Regions from separate parts of the Homo sapiens genome. Here region 2 is linked to region 1. The links are chromatin loops, found by intact Hi-C in ENCODE. Cell type or tissue: adrenal gland. All regions are shown on one strand. Links, peaks and the distances in the headings refer to the core of each region. The heading gives the core; the rest is flanking DNA.

Evidence for each region. A loop is a pair of places that touch in the nucleus more often than their neighbours do. Peaks named below come from ENCODE experiments on the same cell type or tissue, not always from the same donor. Only the 100,000 strongest peaks of a DNase experiment are listed, where the experiment ranks them.
Region 2: a loop joins it to region 1, with 2.7 times the contacts of the local background. A loop is called at or near these places in 7 of 110 quality-filtered maps.

Annotation. Positions count from the first base shown.
Region 1 is chr2:150,469,418-150,478,192 of GRCh38, forward strand. It overlaps RND3 (Rho family GTPase 3), which reads right to left. Exons shown (of 6, transcript NM_005168.5): 4 at 5,458-5,567; 5 at 2,210-2,344; 6 at 1-821. The coding sequence ends at 570. Among named protein-coding and RNA genes, the nearest start is that of RND3, 14 kb to the right of the region's middle. In adrenal gland, for the core only: no CTCF peak of the experiment used is centred there; no DNase peak of the experiment used is centred there; H3K4me3 peaks cover 735 bases; H3K27ac peaks cover 6,305 bases.
Region 2 is chr2:150,030,582-150,039,356 of GRCh38, forward strand. No RefSeq gene overlaps it. Among named protein-coding and RNA genes, the nearest start is that of LINC01818, 130 kb to the right of the region's middle. RefSeq lists an enhancer at 4,882-5,382. In adrenal gland, for the core only: no CTCF peak of the experiment used is centred there; no DNase peak of the experiment used is centred there.

The DNA.
Region 1 (8,775 bases), core at 672-8,671:
AAAGCCTCATAAAGTTTGCCTCTGGATATATCCCATGGGTCCTGATACAATTTCCTTTTTAATGATGAGCTAGAAAGAAATTAGATCACATCCTCTAGAAAACTAAATGCTAAGGTCACAGTGCCAGTTCCCCCTTGAGGACGGTATATTAACGTATACTTTTTGTAAAGGAGATTAAAACATTTAAAAATTAAATCAAAGTGGAGATCCATGAATAGATTATAACAAAAAAAAAAAACCCAAAAATGCAAGCACCATTCAGAGTGTGATTTTTCTTCTTGGAGGTACTCGCATCCCCCCTCATCTTCCTCTAGCTCATTTGTATCTCTCATTTTTTGGCATATTTTTCAAGTCACACTTAAAAACTCTTCCATGTATTCACTTCTCATCACTTGGTCTACATGCCGAACCTAAGGTCAGGATTCCAAAAAGATGAGTATCCTCTCAAACGCCTCCTAAGCCTCTGGTATACATGACTTTGGCTGTGCACTTCATTTAGACTTCACCTTTTTGTTTGCTGTTGTTTTTTACACTAGATTCCTTTGTCTTCATTAAAGATAATGAAAGATTCACATCACAGTGCAGCTCTTCGCTTTGTCCTTTCGTAAGTCCGTAGCAACTGCCGAGAGTTCTGGTCTGCTAGGCATGTGTGAAATCCGCTTTGTGGCTCTCTGTGATTTGTTCCGCTTAACGTTTTTATTTGTCTTATTTACACATGCCAAGGTGGCAACGTGAAAAATGTCTCTGACGCTATTTTCCGACTGTAAAGCTGAGCATTCGATATAAGTAGCTGCTCCAATCTGTTTGGCCATATTTGCCCCCTGAGAAGCAAAAGAAGGGATTTTAACCAGCAATAAGACTTTGGGGGAAAGTTAGCTAGCATCTTCTAATACCACAAAATAATAACACATTGCAAAACGTTTGCTGATATGTTAACTGAATTTTCCAAGTGTCATTGCAAAAAAAAAAAGTTGTTAAAATGTAAACTGCCTTATTTATTACTTCATAACTATTTGCAGTCCAGAGCCCATCCCTAAGATGCCCAACTCTCATGGCTCATTAGAGGTGTTAGAGCTCTGAATAAATGCTAAAGGCTGATCTTAACAAAGGAAGACCCTGGTTATCAAACACTTAACATGAGGTGATTCAAAGAAGTGTAGAGTGGAGCTAACGAAGTGATTCATCTTCACTATCAACTGCAAGCAAGAGTTAACTGGTTATTCAGGTTTTCCAGGGTCACAGCAAGCATGGAATGGCGCAGAGAAGCTTACTAGTGAAGTAAGTTAGCTGAAGGTCATGAACATAAACTCTGCATTTTCCACACAGCTCTGGCCGTGGCGATGTGGCCTTGAGAACCTGTTCCAGCGCCTCATGGTGCACTTCATTTCTCTTTTCTTGAGGGTAAATGGCATTCAAGACTAGTGACTAGGTTGTACCAAAAACAGGGGCAATGAATGAAATTTAAAATCGATTTTGAAATGTATGTGATTGTGTCTTACTTAGGGCCGAAATGCGTTGAGGAAAGGAATAATACTATTGTAACATCTGTTACTTTATGAAACACAACATATGTAATTTCTAAGTGTGAACCATACCACCAACGTACACAACAATAAGCATGTGCACATTAACCAAAACTACTTATTTAAAATACCAAATTTTTTGCTAATGAGAAATGGAAGACTAAGAAGACTGCGGTATTTAAAATGATGATTCTTAATAAAATTTTGGTATTTCAACATGAACTCTCTTTAGAATCTGGTTGTAGGTTTTATGAGAATGAGCTTTTGAAACTGATTCTCATTTCTAAATACTTGGGGGAAATGCTTACAGAAATGAAGACTCTCTGAAAGATGGTGTTATGGAGTGTTCCACTTTACTGGCAACAGCCTTATTATTGTACTGCCGACTGTAAAATCAGATTACCCCTCTTAAAGAGTATTACTGATTTTGACCACATTCTCTCTTAAACCTATTTAACTTTAAACCTACTGGGAGGTGCAGAAATATACAAGGTTAGCATATCAACTGTTTATGTACCCGAATATCATGTAATTACACTAATAAATGACAGCATTTTAAATTTCACAACTGACCACTGGGTGAGCCTTTAGAAAAGCAGCTACTTTTTATTTTATTTATTATGAGTGATAGTCCATTTCTTTCACTCTTTCTAAAATCCAGTTTTGCACATGGGCAACATACATACCTGGTCATAGGACACTGGCGTCTGCCTGTGATTGGAGAGCTCTACTAATGTACTAACATCTGTCCGCAGATCAGACTTGCAGCCGACCAAGAGCATTTTGGTATTTGGACAAAATTCCTGGATTTCACCTTTCCACTATGAAAGAAAAAAAAAAAAGATTAAAAATGAACAAAGTAACGGTATCCATATCATGAAAACCATTTCTCCACTGGCTGACATTAGAATGAAACTCAGAAAAGATGTTAAAAATGGAGTGTCCCTTGAGATGAAGAAGCAAACTTTGCATTTATCTCCTGAACAGATGTGAAGTTTTACTACTTTTTAAGCATTAGAGAATAATTATGTATATTATGATTGATTCTCCCTCTCTGTGACTCATCTGTTGCTACTGAAAGAGACTTGGTAGATGTTGTCCAAAGGTAGCTTCAATAATGTCTTAATTATTGGTGTGTCTCTTAAAGATAAATGTGTCTTAAGAATAATTATATATCCTAACAAGTGACCACATCCTTCGATGTGTGGATCTGATCCTCCTTCACTAGAAGGCTGGGGATAAGGCAGAGGCAACACTAGCACAAGTATGCATTCCCTGATCCCATCATGAAACACTGAAGCATGCCACCACGAGCTGAGGCTCTATTTTAAGTACCTGAGATAGTTAATAAAACAGAACATCCTGCCTTGAAGGAGTTTCTGTTCACATGGTTGCATCAACACAGACCATGACATTTGCAAAGGAACATCTCTTGGGTCATCGGGAAGGCAGCTGGTCCTGTAGCTCATATGCCTTCAAGTTAGTTTAAAACTATTTCAATCTATTCCAATTTGTCTAGTTGTTTCATGATCTAACAAGAATTATTAGAACCTTCAGCAATGCCTGGCTTGGAATTCCAACTGTCCTCTTTAAGAACAAGCAAGCAGCTTTTTGTGGCTTCATTTCCTCAAGCTTGAGCTCTGCAACAGCATGGGAGTCAAGAGTTCAGGGCGGTCACAGGAGATCTTTGGCCTTTGAGGGCAGGGCCTAGAGAGGCTGAGATGGGGAAGTGGCGCCTGACTCTTCCCACCCACATTCACAAATATGTAAGTGTTCTACTAAGTACTGTGGCAGTGACAATGATGACTAAGACATAGCTGTGTCTTCTGGAAGGAAATTCACAGAATACTGGGGGTGATGAAGTCATGTATTAAGTATAACACTAGATAAGAGGGACATCCTGCAAGAATAACTTAAAAGATCACTAGAGGAGACATCTCCAAATCTAGGGGTGTACTTTGGGTAACGAACTCTAGTGCAAACTACACCAGAGGATTCAAAGGAGTAATATACTTTCCATAAGAGCCCATTTTGTCCACTTATTCCTCCCTTCCTCCCTCCCTCCCTCCCTTCCTTCCTTCCTTCTTTCCTTCTTTCCTCCCTCCCTTCCTCTCTCCCTCTCTCCCTCACTCCTTTCAGAATTATGTAGGAACACCTACCACATGCTAGGTGGCACTGGCATTAGAAGTGGAAGGTGAACTGGAAAAAAAAAAAAAAGAAATCCTCCCTACTTCAAGTCATTCTAACCTCCTCTTTGATAGTGAAGGACTTAAAGGGTTCCATTAATCAAGACAAACCGCAGGGGTTATCATGAGCCTTAAACCTCACAGGAATGTAAAACATACTCATTAATATCTATAAGCCCAAAGTCACTATTCATTTGGTCTTAGAAGACAAAAGCAAAATAAAACAGGAGAAAGGCTTTTCATCATAAATTATGCATAGCCTGATACTACATCAAGTAAAATCTCTAGTAAATAAGCAACCCCTTTTATCTCCAGACAGAACTAGACATGTTGTTATGTTGCTCTTCAGCTGTGTAATGACTTTGGCCTCCCTCTGCATGTCTAGCAATTGTTTACAAGCATTAAAGACAGGAAAGGTGTATTCCTGCCTGGATTTGACAAGCATTAGCATTATTTGTGTTAGATATGTATTACTCAAAATTGAAAGGAGCTAAAAAGGAAAAAAGAGTCTTTGATCTATTAAGAAAGAGATCTACTAAGAGTTTTATTGAACTCTGTTTGTAATATTTAGTAGAGACAGAAGGATTATTATACTTCAAATCCTGATTTCACAATGACACACAAGCCAAGCAATCAAATATAATAGGGGAATGTAAACTAATAAAAACACACAAAATACAAATAAATTCCACTAAAAATTAAAATGAAAAAAACAAAACCAACCTAGCCACACCTGCATGTTTGTCTTTCTCAATCCATACCATACTCAGACTGGGCTGCATGGGTCACCCCTCAGTTGACACTGCCTTGCTCTCAGCCACATCCGGTGTTGAAGCCAGTGTGTGGAGGAGAGGGAGTGCTCCAACAAGGATCTGATTCTGAAACCCCACAGCACACAGGCCAGGGCTGAGAAAATAGCTAGTGGCTAATAAATGCTGATCCATGGACTAACACGGCATGTGCCTTCTACAACTACCTGGAGGCTGAGTCTCAACTGCTGAAGGTCAAGAAACGCCCCTTCCTCCCACTGGCCTCCCTAGTTCCTGTGACCCATCCTGTAATAGGTCCTCTTCCTCTTGATCTCCCCCTGGTTCCTTCCAACCATAGCTTCCTTAGTTAGGTTCCTACGGAACCTGACTTACCTTTGCCTCCATAAACTATGTGTACATTATAATATATAACATGTTTACAAGCACTGCTTCCATATTACTAGAAAGATACCTGGTCATAATTACTAGACAGATACCTGATCATCAGACAATTCACATTGGACACATCCCTATTCCTCCTACACTAGTTCCATTTCTGTTTCTAATAACACCATAACTAAAACACAGCTTCTTTGTTAAAATAGCCATTATTGCATTCCTTTCACTATCTGACTTGAGGTCAAATGTAAATCTGTAAACTAAGATGCAATCTGTTGAGTCACTGAAAGAAGGAAGGAACACATGAATATGATAGTAATCAAATATAACTGTTGTTAGCTGTACCATTTTTCTCCCAAAGGACAAACATGAAGGCCCTTAAAAGGTATTTTGTTTCAGAGCTTCATGAAATAAAATTTCAAGCAAGTTCATCATCAAAAAGTGGAAACCCCATTTTGGTGTGAAAGGGTTCTTTCTAGTGTTTAATTACAAATTGTAAGGCAGGGAATTGATTAGAGTCTTTGAGCTTCCCAACAAACCCCACGTTTCTATTTATACATCACCCAGTACTGAAGTGTGTCATCATTTCCCAGCACTTGCCTTTTTGAGGACACTGTCCAGGGTCTCTGGTCTACTGATGTCAAAGCAAATCAGCACAGCATCCGAATCAGGGTAAGAGAGGGGGCGGACATTGTCATAGTAAGGAGAACCTGAGAAGAAACAAAGACACACAAATTTTCAGATGAGAGTCCCCTTGTCTGTCATGCATTAACTCTACCCTTTCCGGCTAAGTCCTTTGACTGTCACATCACGACCCAACTCCCACTTCCCCTAATTCTTGGAAAAGAATTCAAACAGACACACAAAAGCCTGCTTAGAAATATATGATGAATGAAGCCTCACATGTGTCTGACATAAATTCAAGAAGAGGGCCAGGATCTTAAGTGAAATCTGTATGGTTCAAAGACTAGGGCCTGAAGTTACCTGGGTGAAGTAGGGAAGCACCTGGGGCCAGGTGGTCTTGTGTGTAAACCTGCCTCCACCACTAAAAAGGGAGGGGGCAAGGTAGCTTTAGGACCCTGTGCCTCTGATTCTTCACTCATAAAATGAAGATGCTGACAACATACATACCTGAGATTAAGTAAACCCAGGCAGGGCCTGGCTTTTAGTAAGGGATCAATACGTATTAACTATGGGCATTATGGTTGTATTACTGCTGTTAAAAGCTGAGTGGTAGCAAGAACCATAAACTGAACTACTTCTTGGGAAAGAGACCAAAACTCAAGATCAATTCTGACAGCAGGATAGGGGTGAATGAGGGAGAGAGGAAGAGGAAGGGTTCAACTATGCAAAGAGAAACCACATCAGTGTTACCCATCTCCAAGATGTAAGTTTACATAGGCCATTGACCTTTGAGCTTGCTTATTTTAACTTATCGCCAAACCCTATATAGATTTTCTTCCTGTTACAATCAAGAATGTAATAAATGTCGTATAGGATCATGTCGCTTTTTTACAGAGTCCCATCTCTGAGAGTGACACTGAGGCATGATCTAAGGATCTTAACCTGAATTAAGTCCAGGGTACCCTAAAGGTTCAAGGCACCAGCCAATTAATTTAACCACAGAACTCTCTAGTCAATCAAGGAAGTTTCTTCTATTTCTTTAAGAATTCCAAAGGATGGGCAATTACATGAGGCCTATAGTTATGAAATGATTGACTAGAAAACTAAATACAGCCTGCCAAATGCCGCTTGTTTAAGAAATCATTTTCCGTATGCTGACATTTCACAAGCATCACATGAAAATGATTTTACTAGGCAAATATATACACACGTATGTATCTGACTCCAGAGTAGAAAAAGAAAATCTAAACCACCAAACTCTTTTTAAAAGTCTATTTCATTTTGACATCACTTTCCATTTTGAGCAGAAAAACAGGACATGTTGTCCCTTGATAAATCAAAACCTCAATAGGCAAAGTCAGGAAGAGAGACTTAAAAAGCAGCTTTAGAAAAAATGTCACTGTTTATATTTCTATCAAAACAACATTTGCTTGGAGGCTGTTCTTGTGATCTAAAAGGCACTATAGTCAGGGGGCATCGCCCTCTATTCACACAGTACACTCTGGGTCCCTGGCATCTGCTATGGAACCCCAGGCAACAGTGCAGCTTTTTCTCTAGCTCCTTTACGATGGAGAGTGACAACTTCAAGCCACGTGTGTCTGCTAAGCAAGGAAGAAAAGAATGTTACAAGAATCAGGAAGAAAAGTGTGAATAAATAGAGAATTAAGTCAGAGCTGTTCATGAGCTGCAGCAGCTGCCTACCCACATCTGGAACCAGGACCCTGGTAGAGCAGAGGCTGACAGCTGAAAGATATTTCCCAGAAGCTTAAAGCGTTTAGAGTTTAAAAAGTCAAGTCATTTTAAGTATGAAGGTATATTAGAATGAGGCCGTCTCTGAAAATGACAAGCTGTGGCTGCCTTTTCAGTCGCTGAAAGTACTCTGAGGTGAAGAGAATAATTCACAAATAGTTCACCCATTTGAACATTCGAAAGGCATCAGAAACGAGATGGTTGAACACTATTTATGGCTACATTAGTATTTCCATATTAGTTCTAAGAAGTTCACACTTTCTCAACTAGAACCTTTCCTGTTTCTGTGTCCAAAGTCTAACTCTAGCACGGCACCTGCTGTAAACATTTGAATGACTCTTTCCAAACAGGCAGTCAGAAAATTCTAGATCATAGAGTGGAGCTCCAAATACTGGACATATAAATGAGAGTTTCCTCTACTCCTCAAAGTCCGCGAGAGACAACCTGATCCCAGACCCAGGAAGGCAAAGCTGCCAACAGTTAGGATTGTCAGAAACCTAACGAGGCTTCAGAGATCTCCTTTCCCAGAAATCACTCACATTAGGAAAAACCACTCTCTCCCTGTGGAGAGCTTCCAGTACAAGCAGACCTGGTATCTTTAGAGAACTGTTCCAGGTGCCTACCAGCTCCTTTCAGGATACGATTTGTATGATGTTAGAGTACTCACTGCTAATTCCAGATGTAATACTGCTCTATGACAATGGAGACCATCTTTTCCAAATAAAAAAATTAGGAAAAGCGATTGAAGAAATACAAAGAGGATAAAAGAGTTTAATTAAAATTGAGACTGCCAGGAAAATCCTGAGGAATGGTTTCAACATTCAGGCCACCACATGACTGCTGGGAATACCCCTCCCCCCTTTGTGGACTATGTTTCCCGTCCCCCACCCATTTTATGGCCACAAAGGAGATCTGGCTTTGTGCTCAGCCCTGAGTCACCTGCTGGAGACTGCTACCTACTAAAATCAAGTGGGCTGGCTTCTGTGCTTAGTGCATATATCTAAATATCTGCAAAATTTAGACTCTGGCCTGATTTTAAAATGAAACGGAGTTCTCCAGTTAAACCAGATTTTCAGGGAAGTTTGTATCTGCTTTTGTTTTTATCCGGTTAACAGTATAAGTGAAAATACATATGTAGTGCAAAGGTTTATGAGAAATAAACCACCGTGCTTGTGGAGGTAGACAGGTAATTTTTAAGAGGTTTAACATGATCTAATTAGGGATGACACTTTGATCCCATTCTATTACTTTTGCTAATGAACAGTGCTGCTTTTAGATCAACACGAGTGTCCAAAGGTAATAGTAAAACTGATTCCCATATTTCTTAGTTATAAGCATAATTTGACTGCCAATGACAAGAGTAATTTATTTAAAATAACAAGACCATTTATTCACTATATTTTTGATAGGTTAAGTTTATCTTGTCTTAGATAGAAATATCTATTGTCTCTATTTATTCACAGTGAAAAATATTGATATAGAATTATCAAGAACTGTCCCACCAGGAAAGATGTAAGTCATCAGCTCAGCAGGACTTTCAGGATA
Region 2 (8,775 bases), core at 224-8,223, 440 kb before region 1:
ATTTGGCAACAAATAGGTCACTGGTGACCTTGGCAATAGCAGTCTCAGTGAAGTGGTATTAACAAAATCCCCATGGCAGGAAGTTGAGCTGTGGGAGGTGCAGGGGTGGTGACACTAAGTATATGCAGCACTTTCAAGATGTTTGGTTTTGAAATAGAAGAGAGAAATAAAACAACTTTCTTTACAAAAATAAAATTCTTTATAGCAGTTAAACATCATTTAATATTGCACAGTATTGTTGTTAAAATAGAAACAGTTATAGAGAACATTTCAAAGGAAAGGCCTTCGTCTCCAATTCTTAAATATTTTGAATTTGTGCCAGTGCTTAATGTTCAAAATTCTTGTTTAGCATATTTCTTTTCAATGTACTCCATTTCTCTTAAATGAAAGAAGTCAAATATCTCTCCTAAGGGCATATTTGGCTCCACAACCATGTGGCTTTCAGCCATTTTTGTCATCAAAAGTCCTTTAGATTTCTGGCTTACACAGCCAACTAAGAGAGAGTACTGTACACAAATGAGGGGGAAAGTCTAGGCCTTTATGCCTTCTCCAGTATTTTGTCTCTTTTTTTCAAAGAAAGAATTGAGTGATTTGAAAGTCCAACTAATTTAACCTTGGTTTAGAGATGGGGAAATAGATGCTTATAAAATTATTGAATATTCAAAATATAGAATATATAAGTGGCAAAATGAAATCCATGACACTGATCTTAATCATTTGGCTGTATATTCCATCTTTTCCCATTGAATCCAAAGTGTAAAGTTTAAAACTATGAGGTGAATTCTCTCTCCTTTATATTAATAACTATTAGTGGTTACTTGAAATGCCAGACTCTTCTATGTCATCTGCTCATATGAAGGACCTCTATATGGGATCGGATAGAAACAATTTCATCAAGAGTGCCCCTTAGAGTTAATTTCAACAAGAGTTTGGTTCCCTACTATACTAAAACATGTTAACACTCTATTTGACAAGTTAACCAAGAATGTAGAGATCTAAAAGAATTCTGTGATTCCAAGTATTGAACAAGTTTTCCTAAATGTGCCGGACAAAAACTTTGCCAAACACCGTAGATATTGGAAAAATTCTGTTCCATAATATGAAGCCACTCTAGACTTTAAGCAGAAAATTTGATTGCTCAAAATCCATCTGTTGCTGTGGTTTAACAATGGGGGTGGGGGGTGGGGGGGGAATATTGTTGGAAGAAATCTAGTGAAGAAGTGATTGAAGAAAATAATACCGAACCTAAATAAAAGCATAAAAGCCTTGGCTATTGCAATGACTGTATTCGGGGGAAACACACACACACACACACACACACACACACACACACACACACACACACATCTTTAGTTGCAAAAAAGCGATAACCTAAAACTACTATGAGGATCATTTTTTTTTTTTTAGTCTTGGGTACAAAAAAATGTTTTCCGTATGTCTTCTTCAAAATGACTGGTTCCAAGTTTTTCGTACACCATTTTTTCACCCCATGAACTAGTGTATTATTAGAAATCAACAATGCCTTTTTATATCATAGTGGCAGCATCATACGTGCTTCAAAATTTAGAAATTGACAACACTTTGATGCGTTTTATCTACCTTCCCTTCAATTTTACTTTGATTATATAATTTAAACTTATTATACTCTTTATCAAATATTTCTAGTAAATATTATTTTATCATGAAAAAGTGAATAAAAATAAATTTACATGGATAAATGTAAACAAAACCTTTATATACAGTATGAAAAATGAAGCTATTTTCTAAATGAAAATATTAAACAAAAGATGTCAAAAATTTAAAGTTCAATCACATAAAGATGCCAATGAAATTGGACTAATTTTGGAGGCTTAATCATGGTTGCATCTGTATCACTTAACTCAAAGTATATTAGATAAAATTAGGAATAAAAGGGGGAACTGATAGTGTTCTTGTTTTTTCTATACCGGGATTTTTTTTTTGGTTCAGTATATGCTAGGATACTAAACAAATATATGACAATAGATTATTTTCTTTCTTTCTTCTTTCCTTTTTTTTTTTTTTTTTTTTAAACAGAGTTTCGCTCTTATTGTTGCCCAGGCTGGAGTGCAATGGCGCGATCTCGGCTCACCGCAACCTCTGCCTCCTGGGCTCAAGCGATTCTCCTGCCTCTGCCTGACAATAGGTTATTTTCTAAAGGGCTGAATGTAGACAGCAGGATTTTTGTTTGTATAAATTTAGTTCAATAATAAAAATAAAATAGTCTCAGAAACAGATATAGTCTGAGATTGAGGAAATAATGTAAAACTAAATCCTTTTACAGAAACTGCTAGTAACATTTTACATGTAAAAATGTCCCATTAAAAGTGTTTTATTATATCTTTGCTCATTGTTATTACAAAATATGGGCTTAGGTTGTACACAGGTTTACAAGGTTCAAAATGCTTTTGCTTGCTATATCTCTTAATCTCATAACCATTTTGGCAAGTAGTTAAAAAGTCTTACGTATTATTTTTTCAGATGAAGAAACTGAGGCTCAAAGATTAAGGGTTTTTAAATGGTCACTTGAAACTTAACACAGAGTTCTTTGCATTTACCATTGTGATATGAATCAGAAAAGACTCATATTCCTGTTGACTTATCAAGTCATTTATTCTGATTTATTAGATCAGAGTATGTATTCACATAAGTAATAAAGGAAAATATGTAAATACTTATTAATTATGCTTTAATGCATTCTACTCTTTGTTTTTAAAACACTAAAATTATATCATAAAATAGCAACCATAGTCTTCAGATACTTTTAGTTTGCCCTCTCATGAGCTTTTAGCTTAGATTTGAGCTCCTTATCTCAAGGCAGGAGAAATTTCTGAATATAGACACTAAGAGAGTGTGTTATCTGTGTAAGGCTTAAAATAAGATTACAATAAGCAATCGAACTACAAGTTAGTCTTTCTTTTATAAGTCATATACTACAGCAATTCTAAACAATGTCAGTTTTAACGTAATACCCATTGCCAAGGTGTACTATCCCACTGTCTGAACTGACCCTACCACAGTGGAGAATTCCTCTGTTATAGCCCATGAATCACATGTGACACTTAAACTTCTTTATCAGAGCCACCCCAAAATAATCTGTGGTGTGTAAATTGACAAGTACTATTCTCCATTAATTTGCCATGACAGTGAAAAGCCAGAACTCATGGAAGCACATGTGTCCACATACTGTCTCCTCAATAATGCTTCCCCAAGATACACATTTAAAAAACATTCCTATAGTTTAATTTCATAGGAGAAGCTAATAATACTGCTTATATGAACACTAAGGTTTACAAAGGTGACATAAAAAGGGAATCCTATGAATTATGCAGAATCCTTGTTGATGGCCATTTGGTACATAGCATATTTTTGTTATCAAAACGACTACTTGAAGGGGAAATGAGCTTCAATTGGTTAAGTGTGAATAGCATGATGAATAACGACTTAAAAACCTGTGAAAGAGCACCATTTCACTATATATCTGCACACACACACACTCTATAACATTGTGATCAATGGAACGAATAAAATCACTAAAATAAAGCCTAGTGAATTTAATCATTTTCCCTTTTTTGTGAAAGCTAATTATTTACTTGTCTTTGTGAAAATCATTAATAAATCTCTTGATTTCAGGAAGTAGTTGACAATGTCTCTAGCTGTACCCGTGGATAGAGGAAAAATATATAAATTGGGAGATTTCTATATCTGGTAATAGCAGGGTACGTAATTCAACCAACACTCCTGCCAAAGACTGCTATCAAAGCTGGACAAAATATGTTTTTAAATATCTTTGATGGCACTGGGAAGTTAACAAAAGGATAAAGAACTACTGAGTATTTTGGAGCTGTTTTTCTCTTAGTACACTTTCTCATTTCAATGGTAGTAGCTGAGAGCGTAAAAGACTTCATGGTGCTTTTAATGCCTCACTAAAAGGGCCATTTCACTAGTGAGAAAGGGATTGGATTTCAAGGCTACACTGGGAGCCCTGATGAAAGTCCTTTGCAGGCCATTGGAATCAGAAACATCAGAATCCTCGGAATTATAGTAAATTGCAAGTAGACGGTTGTACTGAAGACCACAGCATAGTATTTAATGATCTTGATTCCTGAAATTGGATTGATGGGATCAGAGGGACCTAGCAGGGTAGAATATAATGTCATTTAGGCCTCAAATTATTTCTGCAAAATATTTTGCTAATACAATGACTAGCAACAAACCAAAGTAACAACACACTTTTAAAAAAACAAGCCAAGATGAGTAAACGACAAATAGAAACGGAACTGAGCAACCACAGGGGCTCCAGATATTAGAGTCATCAAAAACAGGCTTTAAAACAATTATGCTTTTTTTTTTTTTCTCTTCAAGATGACTGACTAGGGACATTGTATACTAGTTCCTCAGAAGGAAGATTAAAGTTATTAGTGAATTGCTAAGTTTTGAGTGGAAAACGGAGGGAGGAGAGCTAGGACCCACCAGAGAGCACATGCAAAGATGCTGGGATAAACAGTGAAAAAAAGCAGTAAAAGTCTGCTGAGATAGAACCCTGAGGAGCTCAGAGCCCAGTGGAAAATGTATGTGGAAACACTTCTCTGCTTCTCTCACCCTTCTGACACTCTGCTAAGTGCAGAGCCTACTTGAGGAGTGCCTGTGCCCCCACAACCAAGGGCAACACTATCGGTGGCAATTAGAGATCTTCCCGGGAATAGAGAACTGGGTGACCAGCTCGTATAGCCATGCCACACTCCTGTCACACACAGACTGAAACAATGGGCAGCATACTGGCTGTGTACCCATGGTGCCACTCTCCTCCCTGCGTATCTTCTACTCTTGAGCCATAGCACCAGCAGGCTGCCCATAGATGTGTGCCACAACCCGCTCTGACTTTGGCAAGGCCAGGGAACCAGCGGATCCTCTGGGAGTTGTGGGTCCCTTGGAGATCTAACCCTTAGTGTGAACTTCCCCTAAGGGAGGGGGACTGCAGCCCACCAAAGCCCCCCTGGGCCACAGGAAACATGGATGCGGTGCCAACTGCTGGCACCAAAGCCCAGGAACAGACACGAAGAGGGGGTCATCTCTTATTTCCTGTGCCCCTCCCCAGTGCACTGTTGCAGACATGGCAGTGTTTATTCCCACTGGGGACTGTTGAGCATGCGCTGGAAGGAGGGACTTTTTGTACTTATCCAGTGGCTCTACACCCACTGCAAGCAAGGGCACACTGGAGGAGGGTATTTTCTGTGGTTTTTAGCAGCTCTGCCCCCACTGAGGGCAAGCATATGCTGAGAGTCTACCTGATGGTGGTTACATTAAGGGCCATCTATTGCACTGCATCCTGAATTACACAACCAAAAAAAAAAAAAAATGCATTGCTTCAACAAGCAGTACCTGAAAAAGCCACTGCACAAACTTATCTGCAACCAAGGAACCTGTACAGAGCCTTGACACTCTGAAAGCACCCAGAAACAAAGCCAATCAATCATACACAACATACACCACAGTCATAAACTCAAGGGAAAAAAAAGAATTTAAAACTCAAAAAGTCCTATCCAACTGATAGCATATTCACAAAAAGAAGCATCAGCTTCCTCAGATGAGGAAGAATCAGTGCAAGAACACCAGCAATACAAAAAGCCTGAGTGTTTCGTCACTTCACAAGGATCACACTAGCTCCCTAGCAATGGACCTTAACCAGATTGAAATGTCTGAAATGAACAGATATAGAATTCAAAATATAGTTGGCAAAGACACTCAATGAGATCCAAGAGAAAGTTGAAATCCAATACAAAAAATCCAGAGGAAAGATCCAAGATATGAAAGACAACATAGCTATATTAAGAAAGAACCAAACAGAAATTCTGGAATTGAAAAATTCATGACAGGGATTTCAAACACAGTTGGAAGCCTTAACAACAGACAAGACCAAGCAGAAGAAAGAATTGTAGAACTTGAAGACCAGTTTTTTGAATTAACCCAGTCAGACAAAAGCAAAGCTTCAGAAACTGTGGGATTATGTAAAGCAGCCAAACCTACAGTGTATTGGCATTTCTGAGAGAGAACAACAAAAACTAAGTAAATTGGAAAACATATTTCAGGTCATAATTCAGGAAAATTTCTCCAATCTTGAAAGAAAGGTTGACATGCAGATACAAGAAATTCAGAGTACACCTGCAAGATACTACATAAGACAATTATCCCAAAGGCACATAGTCATCAGACTATCCAAGGTGAAAGTGAAAGGAAAAATCTTAAAAGCAGCTAGAGAAAAGGGCCAAATTAACTATAAAGGAAATCCTATCAGATTAACAGTGGACTTCTCAGCAGAAACCTTACAAGTCAGAAGAGACTGGGAGCCTATTTTGAGCCTCCTGAAAGAAATGCCAAGCAAGAATTTCATATCCCATCAAACTGAGCTTCATAAATGAAGGAGAAATAAAATCTTTCCCAGGCAAAATCACAAAACAAACAAACAAAACACTAAGAGAATTCATCACCACCAGACCGGACCCACAAGAAATAGTCAAAGGAGCTCTAAACATGGAAAGGAAAGGATGATACTTGCTACCACAAAGCACACCTATATACAAAGCCCATAGACCCTATAAAGCAACTACCCAATCAAGACTACAAAGCAACTAGCTAACCACATTATGGCAGGAACAAAACCTCACATATCAATATTAACCTTGAAAGTAAACAGCCTAAATGCTTCATTTAAAAGATAGAGTAGCAAACTGGATTTTAAAACAAAAAAGACCCAACCTCATGCTGACTTCAATAGACCTATCTCACATGTAATAAAACCTATAGTGAGCCTAGGGTTGGAGAACAATCTGTCATGCAAATAAAAAACAACAAACAGCAGAGGCCACTATTCTTATATCAGATAACATATACTTTAACAACAACAAAAAAGGACCAAAAAGGGCATGACATGATGAAAAAGGGTTCAATTCAACAAAAATAACTATCCTAAATATATGCACACCCAACTTTGGAATACCCAGATTCATAAAACAATTAGTTACAGAACTAGGAGAAAACTTAGACAGCCACACAATAATAGTGGGGGACTTCAACACCCCACTGACAGCATTAGACAGATCATCGAAAGAGAAAACTAACAAAGAAATTCTAGAATTAAATTGGACGCTTGACTAATTGGACCTAATAGAAATCTACAGAATACTCCACCCATCAACCACAGAATATGCATTCTTCTCCCCTGTGCATGGAACATACTCTAAGATTGACTGCATGCTTGGTAATAAAGCAAGTCTCAATAAATTCAAAGAAATCAAAATCATCCTAAGCATCTTTTCAAACCATAGTGGAATAAAAATAGAAACTAAGTGTATACTGTCAAAACCACGCAAATCATGGAAACTAAACAAATTCCTCCTTAATAACTGGGAAAATAATAAAATCAAGGGAAAAATTTAAAAAAATTCTTGGAAACAAATGAAATTAGAAACACAACATATCAAACCCCTGAAAGCAGCAAAAACAATGTTAAGAGGAAAGTTTAGAGCCCCAAAAATCTATATCAAGAAGACAGAAAGATCTCAAATTAACAACCTAACATTGCACCTAAAGAAACTAGAAAAACAAGAACAAACTAAACCGAAAGCTAAAATAAGAAAAGAAATAACTAAAATCAGGGCAAAACTAAATGAAATTGACACCAAAAAAACATACAAAGTATCAAGGAAACAAAAGGTTGTTTATTTGAAAGAATAAACAAGCTTGGTAGGCTCCTAGCTAGATTAACAAATAAAAAAATATCCAAAGAAGCATACTCAGAAATGACAGGTGACATTACAACTGATCCCACAGAAACTTAAAAAAAAAAGAATCTCTAGAGACTATTTTTTTTTTTTTTTTTTTTTTTTGAGACGGAGTCTCGTTCTGCCGCCCAGGCGGGAGTGCTGTGGCGCGATCTCCGCTCACTGCAAGCTCCGCCTTCCGGGTTCACGCCATTCTCCTGCCTCAGCCTCCCGAGTAGCTGGGACTACAGGCGCCCGCCACTGCGCCCGGCTAATTTTTTGTATTTTTAGTAGAGACGGGGTTTCACCATGGTCTCGATCTCCTGACCTCGTGATCCGCCCGCCTCGGCCTCCCAAAGTGCTGGGATTACAGGCGTGAGCCACCGCGCCCGGCTCTAGAGACTATTATAAACATCTCTATGGGCCCAAACTAGAAAGTCTAGAGTAAATGGATGAATTCCTGGAAACATACAACCTTCCAAGATTAAACCAGGAAGAAACTGAAACTCTAAACTGACCAATAACGAGTTACAAAACCAAATCACGAATAAAAAATCTACCAACAAAAATATCAGTGGACCAGATGAATAAACAGCCAAATTCTCCTATACATACAAAAAAGAGTTGGTATCAGTCCTACTGAAACTATTCCAAAAAATCAAGGAAGGATTCCTCCCTACGGCAGTCTACAAAATCAGTATCATCCTGATATGAAAGTCTGGCAAGGAGGCAAGAAAACAAAACAACAGGCCAACATGTCTGATGAACATAGACCCAAAAATCCTCAACAAAATACTAACTAACCAAATCCAGCAGCACATCAAAAAGATAATTCATCACAATCAAGTGGGCTTTATTCCTGGGACACTAGGATGGCTCAATATATGCAGATCAATAAATGTGATTCACTACGTGAACAGAATGATAAACAAAAACCATATGATCATCTTAAGAGGCTTGAAAAAAACCTCAAGAAAATCCAGTAGTCCTTCATGAT